2 separate regions of the Mus musculus genome follow, and region 2 is linked to region 1. Evidence: chromatin contacts called from ENCODE Hi-C or POLR2A ChIA-PET data. All regions are on one chromosome and are shown on one strand. Each heading gives the region's core, a stretch centred on a gene start or an enhancer-like site at or near the end of the contact. The rest is flanking DNA. Distances are from core to core; before and after follow the strand shown. Region 1 holds the start of 1700027J07Rik (RIKEN cDNA 1700027J07 gene). Region 2 holds the start of 4933404K13Rik (RIKEN cDNA 4933404K13 gene).

The links. A loop is a pair of places that touch in the nucleus more often than their neighbours do. ChIA-PET counts read pairs that join two places held with the same protein, here RNA polymerase II (POLR2A).
Region 2: a map of v-Abl transformed pro-B cells shows a loop between it and region 1 (4-fold over the local background). The contact joins the promoter of 4933404K13Rik here to the promoter of 1700027J07Rik in region 1. A Hi-C loop is called at or near these places in 4 of 37 maps with a recorded cell type or tissue (CH12.LX, mature B cell and v-Abl transformed pro-B cells). POLR2A ChIA-PET finds 5 or more read pairs at or near these places in 1 of 5 experiments (embryonic stem cell).

What each region holds. Positions count from the first base shown.
Region 1 is chr10:43,743,276-43,748,730 of GRCm38, forward strand. 1700027J07Rik (RIKEN cDNA 1700027J07 gene) reads left to right here and starts at 2,883. Exons shown (of 4, transcript NR_040581.2): 1 at 2,883-3,380. RefSeq lists an enhancer at 2,863-3,403.
Region 2 is chr10:43,822,781-43,828,235 of GRCm38, forward strand. It overlaps 4933404K13Rik (RIKEN cDNA 4933404K13 gene), which reads left to right and starts at 3,127. Exons shown (of 3, transcript NR_131055.1): 1 at 3,127-3,206.

The DNA of each region.
Region 1 (5,455 bases), core at 1,633-4,132:
AAGAGAGCAACAGTGTACTCATATACATAAAATTAATAAATCTTTAAAAAAGGAAGACAACAAGAATTAAAAAAAAAGAAAAGAATGCTTCTCTTGTTTCTAGAGTGGATGTTTGCTTGAAAATAAAAATGGTAGCATCAATTGAAGGGACACTGTGGCTGAAGCAGGTTGGTAGCATGGCAGTGGAGACATGGGTTCTGAGAATGCAGCTAAGGGGCAATGTCCAGAGGACACTAGATGTGCCAGTCTAGAGCTCAGAGAAGAGATTCCATTCCATTGTCTGTAAACTTCTAGGTTCTCCTACAGCCTGATAGAAAGCCAAAGAATTTGTCCCATTCCTTTCTCTCTCTCTCCTTTTTTTTTTTTTTTTTTTTTTTTTTTTTTTTTGAGAAAAGGTTTCTCTGTATAGCCCTGGCTGTAGAACACTTTGGCTTCAAAGTCAGAAGTCTGCCATTCTCCTCTACCCTACAAGTTCTGGGATCAAAGGTGTATACCACCACAACACCTGGCCAAGAGGAACTTTCTTTCATTAAGTAGAATTTTCTTCCTAAATAGTTTGTTCTAGAAAGCCGATTCATTTAACAAATCTTTTGAAACACTGGGAAAGGGCTCTGGGCTTTTGGCACATTTCTTCTCAGTCCATCCAGTAACCACGTGTTAGGTGAGGAAGGAGCTCGCCAAGGCGGGCAGTTTTCTAGTTGCATGTTGCTCAGGGGCGCCGATGTTCCATGTTTTGTGATACTGATAGTGTGCTTTGTGCATTTATAAAACCAAGGCTGGAGAAGGTTTCAGCACATAGTCTACAAGTAGATTAAATGATCAACGAATAATCTGTCCTTCACCAAGGTCCCTTTCTCTTTGAAGCTGAAAGATATTAAGGGAGCTGTGTTAGCCTGTGCTCTCCAGAGAGGCAGACTAACATAGCACACGTGGAACTTTATTAGAGACTGCGTCATCAATGTGGAGGCCAAGCAGCCCTTCAGTCTGCCATCTGCACGATAAAGAACAAGGAAGACCAGGGGGTGTGAACCCCAGTGTAAGCCTGAGGGCTCTCATGTCAGGACTGATGTGCAAAGACAGGGAGAGGGGGGCTCCCCAGCTCAAACAGGTGGTAAAGCTCACCCTTTCTCCACCTCTTCTGTGCTGTTTGTTCCTTCAAGGGATTATTAGATCATGTCCAACTACGCTACAGACACCCCTCTTCTTCATTCAGTCTGCAAATGTAAGTGTTAAGGTCTTCCAGAAACATCTGTAGCAAATGCAGAAATAGGATTTTTCTCTGTCTATCTGAATATTCTGCTCCCTAGTCAAAGTGACAAAGGAAACCATCACAAACCATCTAGGCTTTGTTTTATTAAAGAATAACTGGAGAGACCTAGTCCAGGTTGTGCCTGGCCATGGGGAAGAGGACAGGGAAGCAGACGACACTGTCCATGCTGCCTGGAATGAAAAACCACATTATCACTCTCTAGGGCCAAGGAAGCCTCAGTCTTTTTTAGAAATACCACCTGAAAGAAGAGAGATGTGCAATTCTGCAGGCAATGTCATTCTTTTCAGGGATCCTCAATGTGAAATTTAACAGCCTATTCCTTTGTCACTCCTAAGGATGTTGGTGAGAGGGGTATTTAAATCGCCTTTCTGTCACTACAACAAAATGCATGAGATAATCAACTTACAAAGAGGAAAGGTTGTCCAGCTCATGGTTTTAAAGGTTCTACTCCATAACCAAGAAGACCAATTTCTGGCAAGCCTTTGGTGAGGTTGCCGGAGGCAAAGTCTATCTTTAAGCATGTTTGAGCAAACTCCTCATACCATGGCCAGAAGAAGCAAAAGAGAAAAGAGTGGGTACCACAAGAAGATGTGTGCCTCTTCTGGGGCACACATCCAGTGATCTAGGACTTCTCTACTAGATCCCACCTCTCCCCACAATAGCATTGACTGGGGACCATGCCTTCAACGCATGGAGGTACACCAAATCCAAACTATAGCAAGGACTAGGTAGACTCACAACATACAGGCCATGTTGTCTTTGCCACCCGGTGAAGTGAATCACAGAACATCTTTTGAATAGGAACTTTCACCTTTTGTTATATCAGCAGGAATGCAGGCAGCCAGGACTCATCCAATATGTGCAGCTTACCAAAGTCCCAAGTGGACTATATTAATGCTCTGTGCTTAAGCCATACCTCTCAGAATGGGGCTGTGGCTCTGTTACCACAAGTCCTTGCCTCTAACAGGATTGAGACCCTGGGTTCCATTCCCAGCCCATCCTGCACTTCACTAACAGTAATAATAAGCCAGGGTTCCATCCCCAGCCCGTCCTGCATGTCACTAACAGTAATAACCCAGTGAAAACAAGTGTCTCCCACACCCCTCCACGACTAATGACACAGGACACTCAAATATAAAAGGCATGAGTTGCTGGCAGTCATTTCAACTATCTAGAACCCTAAGCTAGTGCACACTTGACTTTTCCTCTGTTCTCCGTTAGGTTGACACTCAGCCAGCCCTCCTGTTTACTAGTTGTCTGAGAGAAATTTAGAAAAACAAAACAAAACAAAAACCAAACAAACAAAAAAATGGTTTTAGTACAACCTAGGTCACATTCTTCTCATGTTGGTTGCTGCATAGTCGGAAGGGGTTACGTCAAGGGAAATTGACACCTACCCTTCTCATTTGCTCTTTGATTTGCACACTCATCAGAAGACTAGAGCCATTTGATACTTCACAAGATGATTCCCCTTAGCAGACACTGAGGGAAGGGGGAGTCACCTGGCCCCAGCATCTGGTAACTGTTCCCATTTCAACTGTTGACTCAATAAATGCCCTTGGGCAAGTCACTGAACCTCTCCACATTTAGTCTCTGGGGAATGAAATCTGCCAACTGTATTATGTGGGTTTGAACCTCACTGCCCTCTGGGATAAAAATAGGAGAGGACCAGGTGTCAGCTGGTCCCAAACTGATGTAAGGATGGCGGCCATGGGATCTCAAAGATGTCCTTGAGCTATAAATTCTATAATAGGGTCACGGGACACAGAGGCCCTCAGGCATTTATTTGGCTTGTGTGATAAATTCCAGCCCTTGAAATTTTTCCAGCCACTCTTGAATACTCTGCCTGGCCCCGCCCCCACTCCTCAGTATTTCTCCCGCCATAATACTCAACTCTGAATGCTGTTGCTTTGTCACAAAACTCTTGGACCGTAAACTTCCCAAGGGAGGAGATAACGTCAGCACAAGCTTCATTGTCAAGTACACACCAGGCAAGTGGGCATACTACGTGAATTGTTTGCCATATGGACGAGTGAATGAAGACTTCCCAGGCTCCAGAGAACATTCCACTCCTCTGCCTCTGGGATCATCCATCCCTGGCCAACATAAGGTAGGATCTGACCCCATTTCCCCACCATACTTACCATCAGTGGTGAGGATCACTGTCATCTTTACTGGATTTACAATCACCTAGAAACATGCCTGTGGGTGTATTGGGGAGGGTGTTTCAACTGATGACTAAGAAAGAGAAAGCTAGCTGAATACCATGAGACACTGTCTCAAGCTCCAGTCTTCATTACTACAACCTGCTCTCACAGCCATCCATGGCGAGGGCACCCTCACTGGGGGGGAGGCTATCCCTCAAACAGTGTGCTGAAGTGAGTCTTTTTTTTTTTTTTTTTAAATGGTTTTTTGAGACAGGGTTTCTCTGTATAGCTGTTGCTGTCCTGGAACTCACTTTGTAGACCAGGCTGGCCTTGAACTCAGAAATCCGCCTGCCTCTGCCTCCCGAGTGCTGGGATATCTAGACCAGGGTGGCCTCAAACTGGTAGAGATCCCTCTGCCTCTACCTTTGTTGCTGGGATCGAAGGCCTATGCCATCATGGCCGGCTCCCTCTATTCATTCTTTAAGGAAGGTTCTCTTTACAGATGTGGAAGAACAGTCTCAAGAGCAGATGTCAACACCATAACCAGAATTGTCCGGATTTTTGACTGAATGTAGGACTCATTTAGAGTCACGTGTCTGATGTTATGTGTAAAGACTGGCCAAAATCTTATCCCTAGCTTACATACAAGCACAGGCAGATAATTAGCCAAACTTCTTCTCTTGACTCTGGCTAAAGGTATCTAGGAAGTCAGGGACAACCATATAAATAACTTTCACGCTGAACTCGGAGACAATGGAAGTAGTTCAGACATCTAAAAACTCAGTGTAAGAGACTCCTAGTGCCACTGCTTGGCACAGAAGGGAGACTCAGCCCTAGAAGGCCTATGCTTCAGGAGAGGGCTTGACTCTCTGGGTTTCCCTATGCCCTCCTCCCTGAACAGATAGTTTCAGATTCCAGTGGAAGTCATCCAACAGACCAAGATCCCTCACTTTCCTCCCAGCATTCCTGCTAAATACAGCATCCAGGTCAACTGGAGTCATCTGCAAGTGCTCTCTCTGGCGCTCTCTTCCCATCTCTTAACTGGGCGTGGGTGTCCTGCACTACTGACTTTCCCATAGTGCTCAGGTGAGAAGCATGTTGTGGGCGGGGCAGTCTCAAGATGTCTGTACCACTGTTGGTTTACTGCTCCTGACTCTTTCTGCTGACGTTGATGTTGTCCCTAGAATTCTCATTCATTCTCTCTCTCTCTCTCTCTCTCTCTCTCTTCTTACCCCCACCCCCACCCCATTTTGGTCCTTTAGTTCCCCACTGGTATTAGTGTTTTCTCTTCAATTTGGAGAACTTGACTAGCTATAATTGCTCTGCTTTGTAGGTCTCTAACATATTTCCCAGGGAGGAGACACGTACTGCCTGATTCTTGGTATATTACGTATGCACCACCTGTTTTCCTGCTTGTCTGGCTTCCATGAAACCCCTGGATATAACACGTAGCCTACTGCTGCTGACTTCTGTAGCCATATTGCCTTCCTGGCTACCGCTGCAAAAAACAGTCCTGCTAACAACAGCTTCCCTTGACTCTTTCCTTCCTTCCTTCCTTCCTTCCTTCCTTCCTTCCTTCCTTCCTTCCTTCCTGGTGAGCAGGTGGAGGCAATAATGGAGGTTGGAACTAGGAACTCAATCTAGCCAAGTGTTTCACCAGCAAGCTACAGCAGCAGCCCTGGCTCTCTTAACTCTAATGCTACTTACTATTCATGGGTTCATGGGCTCTTTCTCTTTTTTTCCTCCCATCTTTGCTCTCAAGCTTGACCAGTGAATTTATGCATAGTATTAATTTTACATGCATCTTTGCATAGTAAGCAAATTATTCTCATTTCCTGCCATTTCCACACCCTACTAGGGGAAGCCCAAAGGACAGCTTCGGGATATACTCTGCCCTTTGTGACCCTGCCCGTTCAGAAGTCAGTCATTTGCTTAACTCATAACCCAACAGACTTAGATGCAAAAGACGGTTAGTTCCATTTCTTTCTGGGAAATTTCAGCAAGTAATAAAAAGATTTGCTAGTATGCCCAGAGATAG
Region 2 (5,455 bases), core at 1,877-4,376, 80 kb after region 1:
CAATGCTCACAGAGGCCAGAAGAGGGCCCTGAATCCCCTGGGACTGGAGTTACAGGTGGTTGAGAGCTGCTGTGTAGGTGCTGGAAACAGAACCCAGCTCTTCTGCAAGATCAGCCAGTGCTCTTAACCTCTCCAAACGATGTTTTAAATTTTATTTATTTGTTTATTTTTTAAATTTTGAGACAAGATTTCTCTACTATGTGACTCTGCATGTCCAGGAATTTACTCTGTAGAATAGGCTGCCCTCCAACTCACAGAGATCCTCCTGCCTCTGCCTCCCTCAGGCTGAGATTAAAGGGGTGTACTTCCACACCTAGCTCTCCAGCCTTTATTCTGCCTCTTTGAATGTCTTTATTTTGAGACAGAGTCTCATGAAGTTACCCAAACTGGCCTCCTATTTGTAATGCTCCTGCCTCAGTCAACCAACTAGCTATATTTGTGCAACTACAGTGGCTGTACCACTCCCTAACTTAATGTGCCACTTGAGCTAACATTAGGAATTCTATTTTTTTTTCTAATTTAAATTCTTGTTAGAATTTAAACCACATATGTAAACTTGTTCAGTGGTCATATAAACTTGTAAAATTTTCAAAAGAATACAAACATCAGGGTTAAGGAGATGGCTTCATTGGTTAAATGCTTTCCACATAAGCATGAAGACCTGAGTAGAGATTCCAGCACCCATGTAGATAATCAGGTCTATAATCCTGGTAATGGGGAGGCAGAGACTTCTGGATCCCTGAAGCTTCCTGCCCAGTCAGTGAAGCCAAATCAGTAAGCCCTAGGACCAGTTAAAGACCTTGTCTCCAAAAATAAGGCAGAGTATGACTGACGAAGACCACCTCCGCTGGCCCCTCGCCTCCACATGTGTATGTGGGTGCATGTAAACACACAAATATATGTGTAGACATTCTTTACACAAAGCACACAAAACTTGGACAAGCCTCTTAGTTTGGGGAGGGGCAATATATGGCTTACACTGACCTTACTACTCTTTAATCAGAGAGCAAGTATAAGCAAGCTATGAAGAATGTGTTAGAATAACCACAAGAAGTAAGTGACGATTGTCCAGTTGTCTGTGTGAGTGCTAGGCCACAGCTGAGTGCCATACAGGAGGAAATGCCAGGAATCTCCATAAACCCAGAAGGTACAATAAAATTCCAAAATATCTGTTTCTCAGATCGCAGAACTCTTGTCCCTAGAAGGGACTGTCCTTCAATCAAATGACTTGCTAACACATCTTAGTTTTTAAAGAGCTTCCTGAATGAGCACTAATAGCAAGGACCACGCTTTCCAAAACACTGGGCCCTTGGCAGTCTGTGACACAGAGCAAGAAAGAATTCTGCTAGACATCTACATGAGCCACAAAAAGTATCAATGTATGCAAACACATAAGCCTGATCGAGGCACCTGGAGACCAAGCCAGCTTCCTGCTGCTGACGTGATCTCAGACAGTCTCTATGCCCTCTGGGTCCCATCAGCAAAATGAAGGTGGATGGTGGCAGCTGCTGTGTTCCCCACAAGACTGAACATCTGAGAAAGCTTCACGACTCACTGACTAAACCACCAGTGTCTTACTGTTCTTGTCGAAAGGTAATGAGAAAATCAAATTGTATCCCATTAAGGAAATATGTTTATAACTAAATTACCCCTGAGAACTTCATGCTTCCTGGAAAGGTCTTTCATTGCTCTCCTAATATGAAATTTACCAGGAAACCCATGTTTTTCTGAGTAGCCAGTAAACATATTTTGAAATGTTTTATTCTATGACAGCCTCTTTTGGCCATCTACATGTGATTTGTTGGAAGAGATCCTAGACAGATATTATTATTATTATTATTATTATTATTATTATTATTATTATTATTATTATTAAAAGGGATAAAAATCAATCAAATAGCCCAGAAGCATCTCACTGGGAGGAGACCCATTCTTCAATCAAACTCGCCACAAGTCCACTGTCACAAACTCAGCCTGATCACCATGCCCATGTCCACAAGACCTTACTGGTCCTGTGCCTGTTAACCATATACAGTAGTTACTGTGTCTGAGTTTAATATCGTTCCCCTTCCTTCTTGCCTAAAATACATGTACAATGTTCTTTGCCACATCTGCATTTAAAAAAAAAAAAAAAACCAAAACCACTTAGTGCTTAGAGCACAGTTCTGTCAGGGAATAGAGGGAGAGCTTTCAGAAGTGTACTTTTACACAGCTGCCTTTGCTTAGTCACTGTGCCCCAGTGTTTTCATCTGAAAAAATGGGCACACTACTCTCCAACCCTGAGCTTACTTTACAGTGGTCAGTATTAACCAGTTTACCGTACAAAACTGAACAAGAACAGGCCTGGCTTTGTGTAATCCAAACTTCATATCAAATTCTAAGGTAATGTGATTTTTCACGGTGTTTGTTGGGTAAGTTGTCCGAGAAGGTGGTTTGACCTAAGTCTGGAAGGAAGCAACTGAAATGACTTGGTAGAGAAAGATGTGTTGGTTTTCCTTGGCCATAATCACTTACTTACTCATAATTCTATAATTTGAGAAACAAGTGTGTCCAGACACGGCCTCTGGGCCAAACATAGTTATGAGAGTGGTCTGATCAAAATTTGTAAACTTGCTGAAAGTTTGGTGTGCATGTATGTGAGAGTGTGGTGTGTAATGTGTACATGCATGTGTGCATGTGTGTGTATATGTGGTGTATGTGTGTGTGTATGTGTGATGAAAGTGGTCTGATTGAAACTTGTAAACTTGCTGAAAGTGTGTGTGTCTGTGTGAGTGTGGTGTGTGTGTGTGTGTGTGCGTGCATGTGTGTATGTGTTGTGTGTGTGCGTGCGTGCGTGTGTATGTGTGGTGTGAGTGCGCGCACGTGTGTGCATGTGTGTGTATATGTGGCATATGTGTGTGTGTGCATGTGTTCATAACACGATTGCAGGATTTTTTTTAGCATGAACTTTGTAGATGAAAATGCCGTGTTGTAATGTCAAAAGATTAAACACATAAAATATGGGTTGGCAGGTGTGACCAATCTTTGCTTGTTTCAGGATTTTCCCTGTCCAATCACATTAGGGCAGTGGGAGACCTGTGATTGGACAGAGAACGGGAGGCGGGGCTAAGAGTCTCAGAGTTTGTCAGAGGGGAGGAGAAGCAAAATGGCTGCTGACGTATACCCGAGTTTTATTTTCCAGCCACAAGTAGCCTTGATTTCATAAGGTTAGAAATATTGGAATAAGACTTTTATCATTATCAATTGGCTCTGAAATTATTGTATTGGCATCTTGTAAATTGTAATTCTATTGATACATAAATCTGCTTGGTTAAGCTTTGAGAGTCTTGATTCTACCGGATAATTAGGTGTTGAGATGACCAACCATGGGATGCGTAGGGCATTGCGTGGTAGTGAGAGGAACTGGGGACGCTGGAGAGATGGCCCGGAGGGAGCTGTGTGGTCCTGCTTGGCCAGAGTTGGCGAGCCGGCAGGAGCGCGGGAGCGTGATCCGGCCCTGCAGAGCATTGTGGGTTCATCTTTTAAATATTTCCCGCAGCTGACTGGGCCACTCAAGATGGTGTCTTTATATACAGTACGGACATATCAGGAAGCAGTGGGCCAGGGATCTCTCAGTCCTTATAGTTTCTCTTGCTCTTCTCATGGTCATGGTGGCTTATCTTTTTAGAGTGTGCCCAGCTACCCCTAAAGCAGGGAATCTTTTGCCTGTGTTGAGACTCTCAAGAACTTCGCTGTATTTTACCGGTGAAAGAAGTCCCAGGATCAGTCTCCAGAGGAGGGCTGTGTTACTCAACATTCAACCACTATAGCAAGCCCCAGAGGTGATCAGTTTATAAAGAGGAAAGGTTTCGCTGGCTCGTGGATTCACAAATTTCAGCCATGTTCAGGTGGGAAGGCTGAAGGATCACTGAAGGAGGAGATGCTGAAGCCGTTCAATTCACAGTGAGGGGACAAAAAGAAAGGAAGACAGGCTTAAGTGCTCACTTATCCTCTTAAATGGTGCACTTCCAGGGGCCCAAAGCCTCATCGAAGGCCCCACTACTCAAAGGCTTCCCTGCCTCCCACCCGAGCCCTCCCAAAGACAGAATATTTAATACTCAGAACTTTATACCAAAACGTAAGAAGGAACTAGAGCTGACCAAGAGGAGCAGGAAGCACGGTTCACTGGATCCACTGTGAAATGGGCTAACGCGGAGATAAGTCAGAAGGCCTCCTGGGATCAACCAAGGTGAGCAGAGGAGGCCTGAAAACGGGTACTTAGCTGTCGATTTAAATAGAAACACCACCTGCAGCTTTATTTGGTTCTAAAATAGTTCTTGGCTAGGGGATGTAGCTCAGTGTTAAGACTTACCTACCATGTTGGTTCATGGCCAGAACTGCAAAAGAACAACCATATCATGGTATACACCCTGTGTTAATTAGCTTCCTGTCACTGTGACAAAAAAATTAAATAAAACAAAGCAAAAAAAAAAAAAAAAAAAAAAAAAAAAAAAAAAAAACCCTGGGAAAACTTAAAGGAGGAAATATTTATTTTGGCTGATGCTGGGTGGATTCTGGGCTTTAGTAAGACAAGCCATGTGACAGAAAGTGTGGGAGCACATGGTGGAACAGAATAGCTCTCTGCAAGTATCTGGGCCCCAGCGGGGTGACAGAGAAGTGCCCTTCAAAAAAAGCATCCTCCCAGTGGTCACTTCCTCCAAAGGGCTCAGGCAGTAACGCTCCGTCGCCAGCTGGTGGCGCTGTTTGAGGTGGCTTCAGAGGCAAAGCCTCGGGTCTCTGGAGGTTGGCTTTGAGTGTTCACAGACTTGCCCCACTTCAAGTTCTGTTTCATTCTTGCTGTAGATGAGGTCTCTCAGCTTCCAGCTCTTGCCGCCATGCCTGCTGCTCACTGCCATTCTTCCCCACCGCGGTGGACCCTCTGGAACCACGAGCCAAAATAAATTCCTTCTATATAAGTCGCCTTGGTCATAGGGTTTTATCCCAGCAACAGAAAAGTAACTACTACATCCTCCTAAGAGCCCACCCTGTACTGAGCCGCTTCTTCATAGCTTTAACCCCCTCGTGAGGCAGTGGCTACTCTATAATGTCACCATCCAGGAGTTAAGCCTTCGATACGCGAGAGGGATAGTCCTTATCCAAATGGTGGCATTTCTTAAACAATAAGATTCCAAGATCCAAATTAGGAAATGTAGAACCCTCGAACCCAAGCACCCCTAAAATCCTTATCCTGGGGAATTTGAATAATCCTTCTCCAATTCTGTGTCAAATTTGCTTGTTGAGCTCACATAGAGATTTTCTTTAGCCCACAGTGAAGATAACAAGGCCCTAGGTGTGACTCTACCAGGAAGTTTGTTCCTGTGGGTGCTCTTTTCAGAGCTCATCGGCAGTATTTTTTTTTTTTTTTCTCACTACTTTTGCCCGTCCTGTTTCTCAAAGCATCGATGTGGCTATGTTG